Regions from separate parts of the Homo sapiens genome. Here region 1 is linked to region 2. Evidence: read pairs that join two places in POLR2A ChIA-PET (ENCODE). Cell type or tissue: OCI-LY7. All regions are shown on one strand.

Region 1 (8,000 bases), 55 kb after region 2:
GTCCATAAGTTTCCTGTTTGAGCCAATGTGAAGACCCCAGGATGCTGACATAACAACAAACAGCCTTGCTCTTGGGCTCCCTGCTGTGGGGTCTGCCTTACAAAGGAATCTACTTTCAAAAGGTTTGGGGGCCACATCAGTAACTAAATTCCTTGATAGAAAAAAAATTCATGCTAAATTCCACTCAACTGGGAAATATCCCAGTGAAGTTGTGGAGCCGATACCCCAATTACACTGTCAGGGATTAAAACAACTACTGGGGAAATCAATATATTAATGGAAATAAATCCAGGTAACATATACAACTTGAAAATATTTCTTAAAGGCTTTTCCTTTAGTAATTATACTTGTTTATAGCTCTTAGTTTTGCAAAATTATTTTATATATATCACATCACCCAGATCTTGAAAGTGTAATTCATTTTGATTGTTTATTTGTTTGAGACGGAGTCTCACTCTTGTAGCCCAGCCTGGAGTGCAGTGGTGCAATTTCAGCTCACTGCAACCTCAGCCTTCTGGGTTCAAGAGATTCTCCTGCCTCAGCCTCCCGAATAGCTGGGATTACAGGTGCCTGCCACCACGCCAGGCTAATTTTTGTATTTTTAGTAGAGACGGGGTTTCACCATGTTGGCCAGGCTAGTCTCGAACTCTTTACCTCAGGGGATCCGCCCGCCTCAGCCTCCCAAAGTGCTGGGATTACAAGTGTTAGCCACTGTGCCCAGCTGAAATGGTAATTCTTTTATTACTTCTTCTAGAGGTTCACTCTGCTTGCCTTTTAGTTAGCTGCTTTTCTCTCCTTATGCTTTTTCCTGAAGAGCTCTCATGTGGTACCAAGTTGAAGAGTCAGAGCTCTAATTGTGCTTCTCAAAGTTTTTAAAAATCATCTTCCTCACTCCTCCTCCCCACTCACAAGGAGTCTTTGTATCCCCTAAGGATGCTAAGAAATCCTTTAGGATCCCCTAAATGCTATGGAATAAGATTTTGTCCATAAAGTTTAACCTTTGGAGGCCACAAGCCATTGCAATATCCAATTTTCATTCCCCTTGAGAGTTTATGCTGTAATCCATTGGAGCAAACAGGCATTATTGAGCATCACTATTTGTCAGGAGAGGTAGGGATACAAAAATGAATAAGGAGGATACAAAAATGAATAAGGGATACAAAAATGAATAATGAATGAATGTTGCAAGTTGTAAACCTCCCACCCCCCTTTTTTAAGCATAACGCCATGAAAAGAAGAGGATTACTAACTCCACTCTTTAGGTGAAGAAACTGAGGCTCAGGAAGCTTGTTTCTTGCATGAGATCACACAGCTAGTAAAGGGGAGAGTTGAAACCCAAACACTGGTCTTGTGATTCCAAATCACAGGCTTTTCTCATGGATCTATTCTACCGTTTTCTTATGTTTATCAGGCTTCCTTTGCATATTGTTTTTAAATTCAATTTCATATATTTGAAGCAACAGGGCACCACATTTCAGACCTCTGAAGACTTCGTATACAAGGTTTCTATTCTTTCATTTGTTCAACATATTAGCCACTTATGAGTAGCTACAGTACATCAGGGGCTCTGGTGCATCAGCTCATTTACTCCTCCCAATAACCCTATAAGAGGTGTTATTCTTTATCCCATCTCATAGATGTATGAACTGAAGCTTCCAACCCATGTTTGTTGTACTTTGAAGCTGGGACTCTTGAGTACCACCATACACACCTATTAGATTCCAGGTACCATGTTGGGTGCTGGGATTCTAAGGGTGAACAAGACACAGAACAGCCACCCAGGACTTAAGTCTAGTTGGGTAACCACTTAAGCTCTGCCTCCTGTCAGATCAGCTGCAGCATTAGATTCTCATAGGAGTGCGAACACTATTGTGAACCGTGCACATGAGGGATCTAGGTTGCCCGCTGCTTATGAAAATCTAATGCTTGATGATCTGAGGTGGAACAGTTTCATCCCGAAACCATCCCTCATCCTCCACCCTACCCCCAGTCTATGGAAAAATTGTCTTCCACAAAACTGGTCCCTGGTGCCAAAAAGGTTTAGGACCGCCGAGGTAATAAACACAAAATAATCATATCACAGGGCTGTGAAGGCAATGATATTGACAGCAGGGGTGGAAAAATTCCTGACTGCTGTTTTCTTGGGGAGCATATAGAGTTTGAAGATCATTTGTTTTTCTCATTCTGAAAATTAGAGGAAAACAAGCATTTTAACTATCAGGTTCATCTGTGACAGCGCTTTCCTGACTTTATGAATCACCTGGGAATTTTGTTACAATGCAGGTTATGATTCAGTACGTCTAGCCGTTGAGGGGTGTGAGAATCCGCCTTTCTAAAATCTTCTAGGTGATGCTGCTGGTCTAAAGACCACACCTTGAGTTGCAAGGCACACACACACACTCTCTGTGCTTCAGGCTCTTTCTAGAATCTGCTATGGTGACAGATTAACATGCGCTTGGTAAAGGAGCCATTCACTCACATGATCCCAACTGAGATAAACTAATGTATAGCTTAGACCTTACTACCAAACAATGGACACAAACATATAGCTTAGACCTTACCCCCAAGCAAGCAAAACTAAGGATGTGAAGTCCATCCTTGGTGCACACCACTTTTTTCTTGCTCCTCCTTCCTGCAATTATTCCTAGCCCCCAGTGGTAACATACTCACCCAGAGTTCCAGGTTCTTAGGGAAGTTCTCCCCTTTTGAAGATGATATGTATTTAATTGATTAACTAGTTTGTGCAAATGCATTAGAGAGTGTTTTAACAAAAATTTGTTATTTTTTCCTCTGCTGACTCAAATGGCTGTCTCTGGATCTTGTTACATGAGCACCCTCAGTGAAGCCACTGTTATTTTCTTGTGTAGGCAATTGGATCAGATGAAGCTGCCACACATATATCCAGTGTGCTTGAGAGATAGGAAGATGCTTGGAAGTCCTGCCAAATTCTGTGACTAGCAAACAATGAGCTAAAAAACTTAAAAACTGCATTACTTGATTCCACAACTGTATACCATACTGGGACCATTATTCTGCCTAAAAGTGTCAGGCTCAAAATGAATTTGAGATTGCCCATACTTTATAATAACATTCCTCTCTTGGTGCACTTGCATTTTCAAACTGAGGGAAAAGAAGCGCCCACTGATGCTAGAATATCAGGAGTCCTCACCTACAGGGAGATGTGTCCAGAAAATGTATTTACCTAAGTTTTTAAAACCCAATGCATGTTTCTATGGAAATATGAGTTGGTTAGAGGTTAACATACTGGTATAAGTTAATACTTTTATGGGTTAAAGGGATCTTTGAGGGCTACCCTGAGAATTCAACTATCATTTGTAAAGCTGCCTGGTATAAAGAGCATTGGGACTTGGGGTATCATCCCCTGGGTTTGAGGTTTTCCCAATTATGTGACTTTGGGCATGCCACTTAAACTCTGGGACCCAGTTTTTACAGTTTTCTGTAAAGTACAGCTCCTTAAAGAGCTGCTGTTACATATAAAAATTCTTTAGCAACTATAAATTTCTATGTACATGGAAAATACTTATTAAATTTATCATTATTATTATTGAATTTGAAAATATCTCCTGATTATAGGGATATAAAATATTACAATAGAATTAAATCTAGGGAAAACTAACAGCTTAAACAGAATGGGAGGGAATACCTATCTTCAGGGATCATGTGGATGCGGCCTCGATGAAAAGGGCCCCAAGAAATCCTTGGAACAGGACCTTCTCTGGCCTTTCTGGCCCTGCCAAGGCCTTTTTTGCTGCCTCTTCTGTAATACATGACCTTGGCAGCCCCAGTTTGACCATCATTTCTCTAAGGTTGGCAGCCTAGGAAAAGAAAAAAAAAAGCAAAAAACAGAAGCCAAAAAACAAAACTATTTTTTGACCACAACTGAGACTTCTTCTGTTAGCTTAATGTTGAATAGTGCTCATAAGATTGTTGTACAGATTACGTGTTTTGTAGCTATCACTTCATCTAACAAGTGCTTAATATCTTTATTTCCTTCAAATTTTTTGGAGCCTAGAGAAGCTTGTTTTTCTTCTTTCTTGCCCCTCCCCATCCCACATGGTTTCCTTTTTCATTCCCCATGGGGACAGCAAATGTCTCCCCATCCTCCCAGTTAGTACAATGTACTGGAGAGCCAGGAAGCAGCTCAGATGATCTGCAAAGCAATGTCAAAAGCAAATGATGTGCTATAAACATTTAAAACTTTGCAATTACTAGTGGTTTCAGTAAAAAAAAAAAAAAAAAAAAAGAAAATCCATGCCTCAGTTTTTCCTCTATAAAATGGCATTAAATGAGATCATCTCCAAGGTTGCTCTCAGCTCTAAAACACTAGGATTCATTTAATTTGTTATTCGACATAAATAATGAAGGGCATATATTTCAAGAATTATGTACTGATTTTGTGAGACCCTCTCTGTCAACCCTCTGATTATGCCAGACATTCAAAATGGGTAGAACACAACTAGCTTCATTTGTTCCCATCAGGAGTGAGAAAGTGTCATGGAGCTGTACCTCTGGTCCAGAGTACAGTAACACCACGGCCTGGCCAGGAGAAGGCTTTGCTCATCACAGACCCCTCTTTGGGCATCATTTGGCATTAACTTTTAGGTGCCAGGGCCATAAGAGAAGAAATGATTCCGACTTCTGTTCACAACTGTTGATGTATGGTCTTTCTATACTCACAAGCATGACTCAACTACAGTCTTAAAAAGGGGAAGTCCCTTTGATTAGGCTCAAAGAAAAGGTTGTTATAGTTGGTTCACTCCCTGTGTTTTAAGTCTATTTTCTTCTTGTTCTTGCATGATCTAGTGCCTCAGGCAGGTGCTGTATCAGTGCCTGGGCCAGGCACAATGGCTCATGCCTGTAATCCCAACACTTTGGAAGGCAGAGGCAGGAAAATCCCTTGAGCCGAGGAGATCTAGACCACCCTGGGCAACAAAACATGACCTTGCCTCTATTAAAAGTAAAAAAAAAAAAAAAAAAAAAGGCGGGAATGGTGGTATACACCTATATTGCCAGTTACTTGGGAGGGTCACTTGAGCCCGGGAGTTTGAAGCTGCAGTGAGCTATGTCTGTATCACTGCAATCCAATCTGAGCAAGAGTGAGATCCTGTCTCACTCATTCATTCATTTATAAATAAATCAGTGTCCAGTAATTGTGCAGTAGCACAAAATCACAAGATTCAGGCCTTAGTGTCTTGACCTGTATTTTGAGGCAGCACAATCCAACTCACTCCTGGGCTCCATCAGTGGTTCTGCTTTTTCCATGTCTTCCCTTATCGCTAATGGGATATGATATATGGACTCTTTATTTGTCAGCCTATGAGGGAGAGACAACCCAACACTAAAAACCACATGCACAGGGAAACGTGAGCTCAGGAAGTTTTCTGAGTGGGTGCTTTTTAAAATGTGTCTGATCTGCCGGAAATCACACCGCTTTCGTATTTTGAACAGCTATAATGGCATTCTCCATATGTTAAATGGATGTTTAAACTTATCACTGCATCTGCCTATTCCAATTTAAAGAATTCAATGTGCTAATGGACTATCAAAACTGCATGTTTTCCTCACGTTTAAAATGTAATTTATGGATTCCCCAAAGGAAAAAAATATAGTTCCCACTCTATTTTCTATTATATTTTATTATAAGAAAATGAATTAACAAACACCTTTCACAGCACTGGGATATTTTGTGGAGAGTGGATGGGTAAAGTTATGTAGGATGCTTTCATTTTATTATGAGACCAGAGGTCACAAAAGTGAATTGAGTTGGCTTAGATTGTACTTTAAGCACAGCTGGGGCAAGAACTAGGTCCCTTGACAATCAGTTCAAATTAACTTATTGTTCATATAATAAAGAACAATAAGAATGATGTGCTCAACTTGCAAAAGTTTTGAGTGAAGATCATTGCACAGACTTTGAACTAAGAGGGGTAGTTGGAGACAACCATTCTTTGTCTTACTTCATGTTTTCTTTTGAATATTTTAGTAGCTATTGCTGTCTCCACTTTATCATTTCTCTAATTTTACTTGTCTGTAATACTTTTGCTGTTTTAATTTTTTTAATCTCTAGAGCCTCTACTCATGATAGTAACAATATTTACATAATTTTTCAGCTAGAGAAATCAGCGTCCAAAAGTCGCTCAACCAAAGTCACACAAAATTATTAACAGGGTGGTAACAAAGCTCAGGGCTATGAATCATTCTTTAATGTTAAAAGAAAACCCAAAACATAAAAAACGAAAAAATTCACACAGCTTTCAGATTCCAATAGCAACCCTTAAAACACCACTAGGCCTCACAAGAACATAGTGTTAAAAATCTCTTCCCATTGGGATGGGCCACAAACTCCATGGGAAAATATGACTCAAAATATGACTTGATATTATAGAGCACAGAACACAACAATTGTTTTACCTATCCCGCATGGCTTACCTGCGTCAGATTGCTCAACAAGTTATACTCTAAAGGTGCCAGATGACTCCTAACAAACCCCACCCAAGGTCCCAGGTCTGGGCAAATTACCATGAATAGCATCATCACAGACACTCAGATAAGAGATTCCAGAAAGACAGCCTGACATACTCTTCCACAAAAGAGATGAACCTAACTCCAATTCACAATGCTCCTGGAGCTGTGTCCATGGTGATGGGTAAGTATAATATAGCGGTAGACTCCCAAGAGGAGAAAAAAGGCCACGCATTCTGGAATATGATTATACTCCCTTTAGTCTTGCAGTCTGTGTGGCTAATTGTGAGAGCTGTGGGTAAGCAGTACCAGGAGCCTCTCGTTCCTTTCAAATAAGGCAAATAATAGTTCTGTAGGACAGACGTTTCTTGTTTCTGAGCACAACTTGGTTCCAAAGCTCTACTCGGTCTCTCCTGTTACTCAAAACAGGCTCAGTGAACGAACACAGAAACAGAAAACCAAATGATGCACACTCTCACTTAGAAGTGGGAGCTAAACAGTGGGTACACATAGACGTAAAGACGGGAACAATGGACACTGGGGACTACAAAAGGGAATTGGGAGAGAGAGAGAAGAGGAAGAGAGGGGAGGAAAGAGGCAGGAGGAGGTGGACAAGGGTTGAAAAACTACCTGTTGGATACTATGCTCATTACCAGGGTGATGTGTTCAGTTGTACCTCGAACCTCAGCATCATGCAATATACCATTGTAACAAATCTGCATGTGCCCCCCTGAATCTAAAATAGAAGTTGAAAAACAAAAAGCAGAGGCTCAGGAGCTGATCCTCCCCCCATCAGATTATCTGTCCCCAAGTTCACAAAACATTCCTTCCACAATGAAAAGACCAAGGGATCCATGAATACAGCGAAAGCTCCCTATAGTTCAGTTATTGCTTAATTTTTTGTGTGTTTCTTTTTATAGAGATGGAGTCTCAGTATATTGTCCAGGCTGGCCTTGATTTCCTGGCCTCAAGCGATCCTTCTGCCTTGTCCTGCCAAAGTGTTGGGATTATAGGCATGAGTCACCATGCCCAGCCTGATAAATCTTAATATAACTTAGAAACATCAGTGTAGAAGTACTGTGCTTTTGACTGTCTAAAATTTTAAAACAAACATCTAAAAAAATTCCCTAGGGCATCAGTGGTTTACACTGAACGTAGCGCTAGATGAAATTTATCATAGATGAGAGTCAGGATTGGAGAAAAAAGTCACATCTGAGATTTTTAGATAAGAAGTGTGGATTTTTCTAAATGAAAAAAAATGACCTACATTAAGATTCCAGACAAAAATATCCCAACACCTGTCAGAGTTAGAAATCAATTCTCCAAGAGTCCACCATATATCTTTCCTAGTGTTCCTTACCCTCTCCTGTCAGACAAGCATTCTGTTCCTTCTAAACCCTTACCAAAACCTGCCAACTGGTCAACCCTCACACCAAGCCTCAAATGCCATCCCTCCCAGAGGTATTAGTATTTAACAAAGCAGAAGAAATGAAGTTTTTGGCAGTGGACTTCCAGAA
Region 2 (8,000 bases):
GCCACCACTCCCAGCTATTTTTTGTATTTTTAGTAGAGATGGGGTTTCACCATGTTGGCCAGGCTGATCTCAAACTCCTGACCTCAAGTGATCCACCCACCTCAGCCTCCCAAAGTGCTGGGATTACAGGCATGAGCCACAGTGCCCGGGCTAAATAGACTCATTTAATATGTACTTACTGAGGATGGACCATGTAACTAATTGCTGTAAAAGTCATTGTGAACAAAGACTAGGTCTTTTTGTGTGTGTGTGTGGGGGGGACTTTATATTCAAGTTAAGAATATAAGACCTGTACATATTAAAATACAATTCAAGACTATATTATTATGCAAAACATATGTGTATAATTCTATTTAAAAAGATAACCTATTTTTTTAAATGGAAAAAGATTTGAACACTTTACTACAGAAGACACACAAATGGCCAATATGCACATGAAAACATACCCATCATTAGTCATCATGAAAATAGAAATTAAAATCTCAATGAGATACCATTCTACATCCATAAGGATGGCCAACATTTAAGAGACTGATAGTAAGTGTTGCCAAGGATGTGAAACAATCAGAACTCTCATACTGTGCTGCTAGGAATGTAAAATGGTACAACCATTTTGGACAACTGTTTGCCAAACAGTTTCTCAAAAAGTTAAACACCAGCCATATGACCCAATCACTCCACTCCTAAGTATTTTCCCCAGAGAAATGAAAACACCTCCACAAAGACTTGTATAACAATATTCATAGAAACTTGCTTCATAATTCCTAAAAACTGGAAACATAAATGTTCATCAACTGGTGAGCAGATAAACAAAATATGGTATAGCCATACAATGAAATACTACTCAGCAATAAAGAGTGATGAACTACTGAGACATCCCATATGGATGAATCTTAAAATCATTGTGCTGAGTCAAAGTAGTCAGACACTAATGAGTGCATTCTCTGTGATCCCATTTATATAAAATGTAATCTAATCTGTGGTGACAGAAAGCAGATCACTGGCTCCTGGGGCTTTGGGCAGAGAAGATTTGGACTGCAAAGGGTACAAGGAGTCTTTTGGGGGTGATGGAAATGTTCTGCATCTTGACTGTGGTGATGGCTTCAGGGTGGACACACTGCCAAAACTCTGACTCAGACACTTTAAATGGCTGCAGTTTACTGTACATAAATTCTTAATAAAGTTGATGAGGGGGAAAAAAGACTGTAGTATAATTTGTTTGACTTTTTTCCAGGTTCAATTTGAACTTTTAATGAACATCTGCTATGTGCAAAGTATTGTACAGGGTACTTAGAACAAAAAGATTATAGATTTTTATCAATACAGGGTAAAAGAGTAGATTTAAGCTGCAAGCAATAATACTAGCTAACATTCTTTGAGGCATTTACTTTGCACCAGGCACCGTTTGGCACACCTTATGTTCTGTAACACATTTAATCTGCATAAGAACCCTGGGAAGTTGATGCTACTATTATTTCCATATGCACGGTAAGAAAATGAGGCTTAGAGAGGCTAAAAAAATGTTGCCCTAGAAAGGGATGGAGCTGGGACAGAAAGTAAAAGTCTCACACCAGAGCCAAGCTTTGCCCACTATACCTCACTGCCTCTTCAAGCAACTTCCTGGCTGTGCACTTTGAGGACCCCAACTGGTCCTCCTGGAGGTTAGGAAAGGAGGTAGGGGACAATCCAGGTTCCCTTTTCGGTACAGACCAAATTTTGAACTGGAGTAGAGGTAGCAGTGACACACTTATCATACAGGCTGGAAATAGGTACATGCTGACATCTTAAAGTCATTGTTATGACAATGCTATCTGCCTGTCAAAAATTTCAGGGGGAAAGAAATTGGCTTCCCAAACCCAAACTTATCAATTTGGCTTCCCAAATTGGCTTCCCAAACTCAAACTTAACAATTTACTGTGTATTCCAGGCCCCATTAAGGGACTTGGGAGAGACTTGTTGGTCCTGTTTCCCTTCTCCTGCCAGACCCCTGCCTAGGCTAACACAGAGCTCTTCATTTTCTTCTGTCCTTGGAGAACAAGTGTCGAAGGGAAGGTTTACTCTGCCCTTGAAAAGACAGGGAGAGAGATGGGGTGGGGGTAGGGAGGCAGAGAACTAAACTCTCTCTAGAGGCTGGCATGTTCACCCCAAGAAACCCTCACTGTCCTCCATGCTGCACTCACTTCCCATTACACTCCATCTCCCAATGATCCTGTCTTCTGCTTCCTCCTTTTCTAGCAGACATTCAGCTCGTAAGTTCCACAAGCTTTTTTATTTCAGAGTTGCTGACAGTGAGCAGGTCCCTATACTGAGGATAATATATTCAAAGCTTTGTTCTTGTTTTTTTCTTAATTGGTCAGTCTCCCTGGGGGTTCTCTCAGTTTTCACCCAGACTCCTGGGTGAGAGGGCTGAAACAGAAATGCATGGTGAATGCAGATGGCTTGTTTCCTGGCCGTCATCACACACAGGGGTCACATGAAGGCCAGATATTGCCCAATTAAGTTCCCTAAGGTGGGAGGTTAGGCTGAGTTGGAGGAGGACAGAGGACTGCACTCAGAGTGGCCAAAAAATTGGCAATTACCTGCAATCTCAGTTTTAGGGCCCTTTGCTGTACTTGATAAATGGCAGGAGCTTGATAAATGAGAAGAAAACAAAAATGCAAAGAGGATATTTTAAAATAATCCTCACAGAGTATTATTTTGCAGTTAGTGTAAGATTCACAGAGCATACTAAACAGGCTGGACGCATCACAAAACACACAGGCAGCTTCAATGTACTCTGGAGAAAATGAAACAAAATCTCCACTATGGATTGCTATGTGTGAAACCTCAAAGGGCTAAATGAGGCAGATGCTATAGGAGCACATTTCATTTGTGACTACTGATGTTTAATGTAAGAATGGTACTTGCATTAGGCAAATCTTTACTGTCATCCATGTGACTTTGGTAAGTTCATGAGTATCTATCAGATGTTTCCTAACATATTTCAACATGTAAACCTCATTAAGTTCAAACTGAAACTTATTTAATTTTAAAAACCTATGCTATTAAAGGGCTAATTGAAACATCACTGATTGATGAGGTAATGCATTTAGTTTCAGTTTAGAAAAAAAAAACATAAAAAGGTACACAGTGATTAATCTTCCCAGTTCTTACCATTATTAGTTTATATCCTTTCAGTTTCTCTATGAATAAAGTATGAATATATGATCTCATTTTCACTTTTTATGTAATAGCATACTGAAATATTTTTAACCTAGTGATGACCAATACAAATATAAAAATTGGAAGAGCAAAACAGATAAATAAGCCTTTTACTTTTCCTCGACTTTTTGAAAAGCAGAAATGAACTTCCTGCCACAAAAATCACTCAACAATGCCCAAGCTTGTGCCTCAAGGCTATGTTCGTAAGACAAATATAGAGGTCATAGTAGGGTACACACACATTTTTACTTACACGCTACATTTCTGAAAGCTTTTGAAAATTATAGGAGTGATAATTTTGCCCTTCCCAAGTATCAACACAATAATCACAAAATTACTTTTATTCAGACAAGTATCAGGAAGACTTCTGAACCAATGACAGCCACACCTCAGCAAAAAACAAAACACACACCCTGTGTATACTCTGGGGTCAGGTGTGGGAACCTCTCCATCTCACATCCCTCCCACCACGTACTCTCGCCCACTGTCCAGGCCCCTGGAGGTTCTTATCAAGGGAGGGCTGTGCAATATTTATCTTTGTATTCCAAGGGCCCAGCATGGAGGAAGGTTGGCACATTAAAGGAACTCGGTAAGTCTGCTGAAAGAAGGATTTTTGGCTTAAACTTTAATGTAACAATAATTGTGTAAAACCCAAGAGTGGGGATTTTAAAAATGACATTATTAGAACCTGAAAACACTTTCTGGCACTCCAAAATGATAAAAAGGAAGTAGATGGCGTGAGGGAGTGGGGGAAGGAGCTCACTTAGCTTCACTTTCTCCTGACTTGCACAGCACCAAATGAAGACCTCTCAGGGAATCACAGAGGGCCCTTCAATCAGGGATACCACTGTTTATAATCAAAGTATAGCTGTGAACATAAGAAAGCCTCCCAGAGATGTTTTTTGACAAATTACCTGGCGTTTTTGACAAATTACCTCCCAGGGCTTTGCCAGGGTAGGCTGACACTAAATAAAGAACAAAAAATTAATGTCTTTAAAGCAAAACAAAACAAAAACAAGTATTACTTCTATGAAAAATGAAATAGGATCACAGAAATCTAAAGTGTGTCTCACATCAACAGCACCATCTTTTTAGTCATACGCAACAACAAACATTGGCCATAAACTTCAGGATCGATTTTGCACACAATTAAAATGTGAATTTCTATAAAAATTTGTATTTTCTTCTGTATAAATTTTTATGGATAGCCAAAATGCCTTTAGGAAGTATAATCTTAGAAAGTATAATTATATATACATATATATGTGTTATATATAGTATTAACACATACTATATATGCCCAGTTCTCACCATTGTGTTATAGTATTAACACATATACTATATATACACTATATATAATAGTATATATAGTATAGTGTACGTATAGTATTAATACATATACTATAAACACATATACACATATAGTATATGTGTTAATACTATAAATACTATGTGTATATAGTATACATACACACATATATAATACATATATGTTACTACTATATATGTGTGAATATAGTATATGTAGTATATGTGTTAATACTATATGTAACACATATATAATTATACTTTCTAAAAGTATATATGTATGTGTATATATACTTTCTATAGTGTACATATGTATAAATACACACACACACACATATATAGTATATGTGTTAATACTATATAAATATATGATATAGTTTGGATGTTGTCCCCTCTAAATCTTGTGTTGAATTAAAATCCCCAGTGTTGGAGGTGGGGCCTGGTAGGAGGTGTTTGGGTCATGGGGTCGGGTCCCTCATAGCTCGATGCTGTCCTCATGACACTGAGTGACTTCTCACATGAGCTGGTTGCCTAAAAGTGTGTGGCACCTCCCCCTCCACTCCCTCTCTCTTGCTTCTGCTCTGGCCATGAGACATGCCTGCTCCCGCTTCGCCTTCCACCATGAGTGAAAGCTCCCTGAGGCCTCCCCAGAAGCTGAGCAGATGCTGGTGCCAGCTTCCTATACAGCCTGCAGAACTGTAAGCCAATTAAACCTCTTGCCATGTTGTCTTTCTGTTCCAAAGTCATTGCTAAAATCAGATTCTTCCAGCATGGTCATTTTACCTGCTGGAACAAAGAGAGGCCTAGAAATCACAGAAAGTTTGAGTTTTTGCCATATTTTCTTAACTAGATAAGCATTAGAGGACACCATCACTCAAAGCTGTCAACTTGATCATTTCATGTATTTATCACAAACTTCTGCTCCCTTAGAAAAGACAGTAATTCTTTAAGAAACTCTGTCCTGGTTCAAGTGAGTAAAATCTTAATTCACTTGGGGAGATTTGACACTGAAAACACAGTGTTTTTTTTTTTTTTTTAAGTAACCTACTAAGAAATTATTTATTGGTGGCCTATAAAACTCTGTTCAGTCTTTACCTTGCTAATGATTTATTTTCATTAAAGTAAATGATCATCTTTGGGGAGGCATTTTATAAAAACATATTTAGGAGAAATTTCTTTGATTTATGCTATAAGGTAAATGTTGCATAATTTCTTGCCTATGTGAATTGTAGGTTTCCACTTTGAGAGAATTCTCTCAATCTAATAATAAAGACCAAGGGCCAGAAACACTAAGATAAACAATCGGAATTTTAAAATGAGCTAAGAAACAAGGTTTGTATGATACCAATGGGATGTGTGTGGAGTGTTAGAAAGAAAAAGGGCTGTTGGAATAGTGCTTCAGATATTGGCTAAGTTTGACATACTCAATGTAGTATTACAGAGGCAGCTAGCTGAAAGATGGCCTGAAGTCAGGAAGAATAAAACTGTTCTTAGATATATATTCTAACTTAATTCACTGTAGAAAAAAGATACTTCTCACAGGAGAGAAGAAAATCAATTTGTCCTTTAAAGTGAAATTGACTAAAATAAGAAGTAAACACACACACACTATTTAGGGTAAACTCCATCCACTCTGGAGTCTGCCACCAAGGTGATAACCTTCTAACTGTCAGAGGAATTGGCCCCAAAGTCACAGGGAGTGTCCTGAGCAGTTTCATCAGCCACATCGGAACTTTTTACATCATTAAATGCCAAGGGAAGATGCTTCATAATGAACCAGAAACCTGGTTCATTGTTTGGGAAGATCAGAATAGTGGCAGCTCTCCACACTTGCCACTCCTAAAAGTTAGACTGATAGCTATGAAGTGGGCATCTGCAAATATAAAAGCCACTGTCTGGGCTAAGTACCAGTCTCATTATGGAACAAAGCTGCATTCATTGCTTCTACTCAAGGAAAGACATCCTGAGCCAGAGAACATCTACCTAGTCCTGATCTCTGCACATTAGAGGGCTCAAGCTCTCGCATGGCATTAAGTATTTTCTAGTGATTCTAGACCCACACAGTGGTGCATTGGGATCCCGTTTTCCTTTTAGCTCTCATTTCAAAACTGAAGATCCACTGCAGTAGGCATCTGTTTTCATTACACTATCTTCAGTCAATAAACTTTCAGTAGCTTCTTATTTCCAAGTTCCAACTACCCCGCCTGCTTTTCAATGCTTTTATTTTCTACCACTGCCCAACACACCTGGCCAGGCCAGTGAAAATTCTGCCTGATCCTAAAGCCTACATTCTTTTCAGCAAAATTTCTGGTTTCTCTCAGTGTCTTTTAGCTTCCTACAGCACACTGGACTTCAGAGAAACTTTTTTTCCCCCTTTGGGTCACTGGGGGTTCAGGAAATGCAAACCACTTTCGCTATCAGACTAAGCAAAATACCAACACTGTAAGTCTTTTACAAAATGAGCGGTTTTCCATCGGACTTTACTAGGACTCAAGATCCTTCAAGGGGCATCTAGCACAGACCTTGGCCAGAGCAGACTTTCAAATATTTGTAAAATTAATTAATTCTCTAAACCAAACAGAATATTTAAATTAGTCCCAAATTTCCCCTTCCAATTAATCTAGAATTATTCACTGCAGCTTCAAGAGGTCCCTGTAAATAAAGAAAAGATGCTGCATAAGGAAATCAACCTTCTGAATTCCAGAGGACAATCTCACAGCACTGCTCTAAGATAATGCACTGTCAACAGATACCAGCTACAGAGCAGGAGTGAGCCTCTCCCCAAAGCAAGAGCACCCGGAAGACCATTCCATTAACAGAAGCTCTGAAAATCCGTAAAAGAAGTTCCAGAGTTGGGCATGTACTAAAGCATCAAGTAATCTTCTGATTTTTACAAACACTAAGAAAAATAGTAAGGACAAAAATCTTTATTTTTGGAAAACCTCCTTTGACAGTATTAAACCTAGATGATACTAACAAATACATAATAAAGACATGAACGTAGACTTTTGCAATCTATAACTGCTGTTTTGGGGAATGTGATGTGAAGCCTATGTTCTGATAAAAGTGAGCCATGTTACAATAGCCTCTATTGAATGGAACACACTTTCACAACTCTTTTATACACACACGTGCACAAAAAAACACACACACATGCACAATATTACGATATTTCTCTTTGTTTTCCTTAACAACAGCATGTTTTTTAAAACTGGCAAAGCTGGATGTTATGGCCAATGCTTTAGGCTTAAATTTTAGTTTTGCTTTTCTCTGCAATCCATTTCCTGGGGCCAAGTAATTTTTTTTTTTAAAGTATTCAGAAACATGTGCTACTGTAGTCGCATGCTCAAAACACCCATGTGGAAATAGTCCTCTAGACTTATACATTCATTCTTAAAAGCCTGGAGTATACAAACAAAGATGCAGTGGGCAGAGAGCCAGTTAATAAATCTCATTTCCAACTAGCATCTGCATGAAACAGAGCTATGGGG

What was found. Peaks named below come from ENCODE experiments on the same cell type or tissue, not always from the same donor. Only the 100,000 strongest peaks of a DNase experiment are listed, where the experiment ranks them.
Region 1: POLR2A ChIA-PET joins it to region 2 with 8 read pairs; 8 of 35 experiments call an interaction of 5 or more read pairs at or near these places.

Annotation. Positions count from the first base shown.
Region 1 is chr18:34,990,257-34,998,256 of GRCh38, reverse strand. It overlaps a transcript of MAPRE2 not described here. Among named protein-coding and RNA genes, the nearest start is that of MAPRE2, 47 kb to the left of the region's middle. In OCI-LY7, no CTCF peak of the experiment used is centred here; no DNase peak of the experiment used is centred here.
Region 2 is chr18:35,045,263-35,053,262 of GRCh38, reverse strand. All of the region lies in intron 1 of MAPRE2 (microtubule associated protein RP/EB family member 2), which reads right to left. Among named protein-coding and RNA genes, the nearest start is that of MAPRE2, 7.8 kb to the right of the region's middle. RefSeq lists an enhancer at 2,387-2,887. In OCI-LY7, no CTCF peak of the experiment used is centred here; no DNase peak of the experiment used is centred here; H3K4me3 peaks cover 2,420 bases; H3K27ac peaks cover 1,997 bases.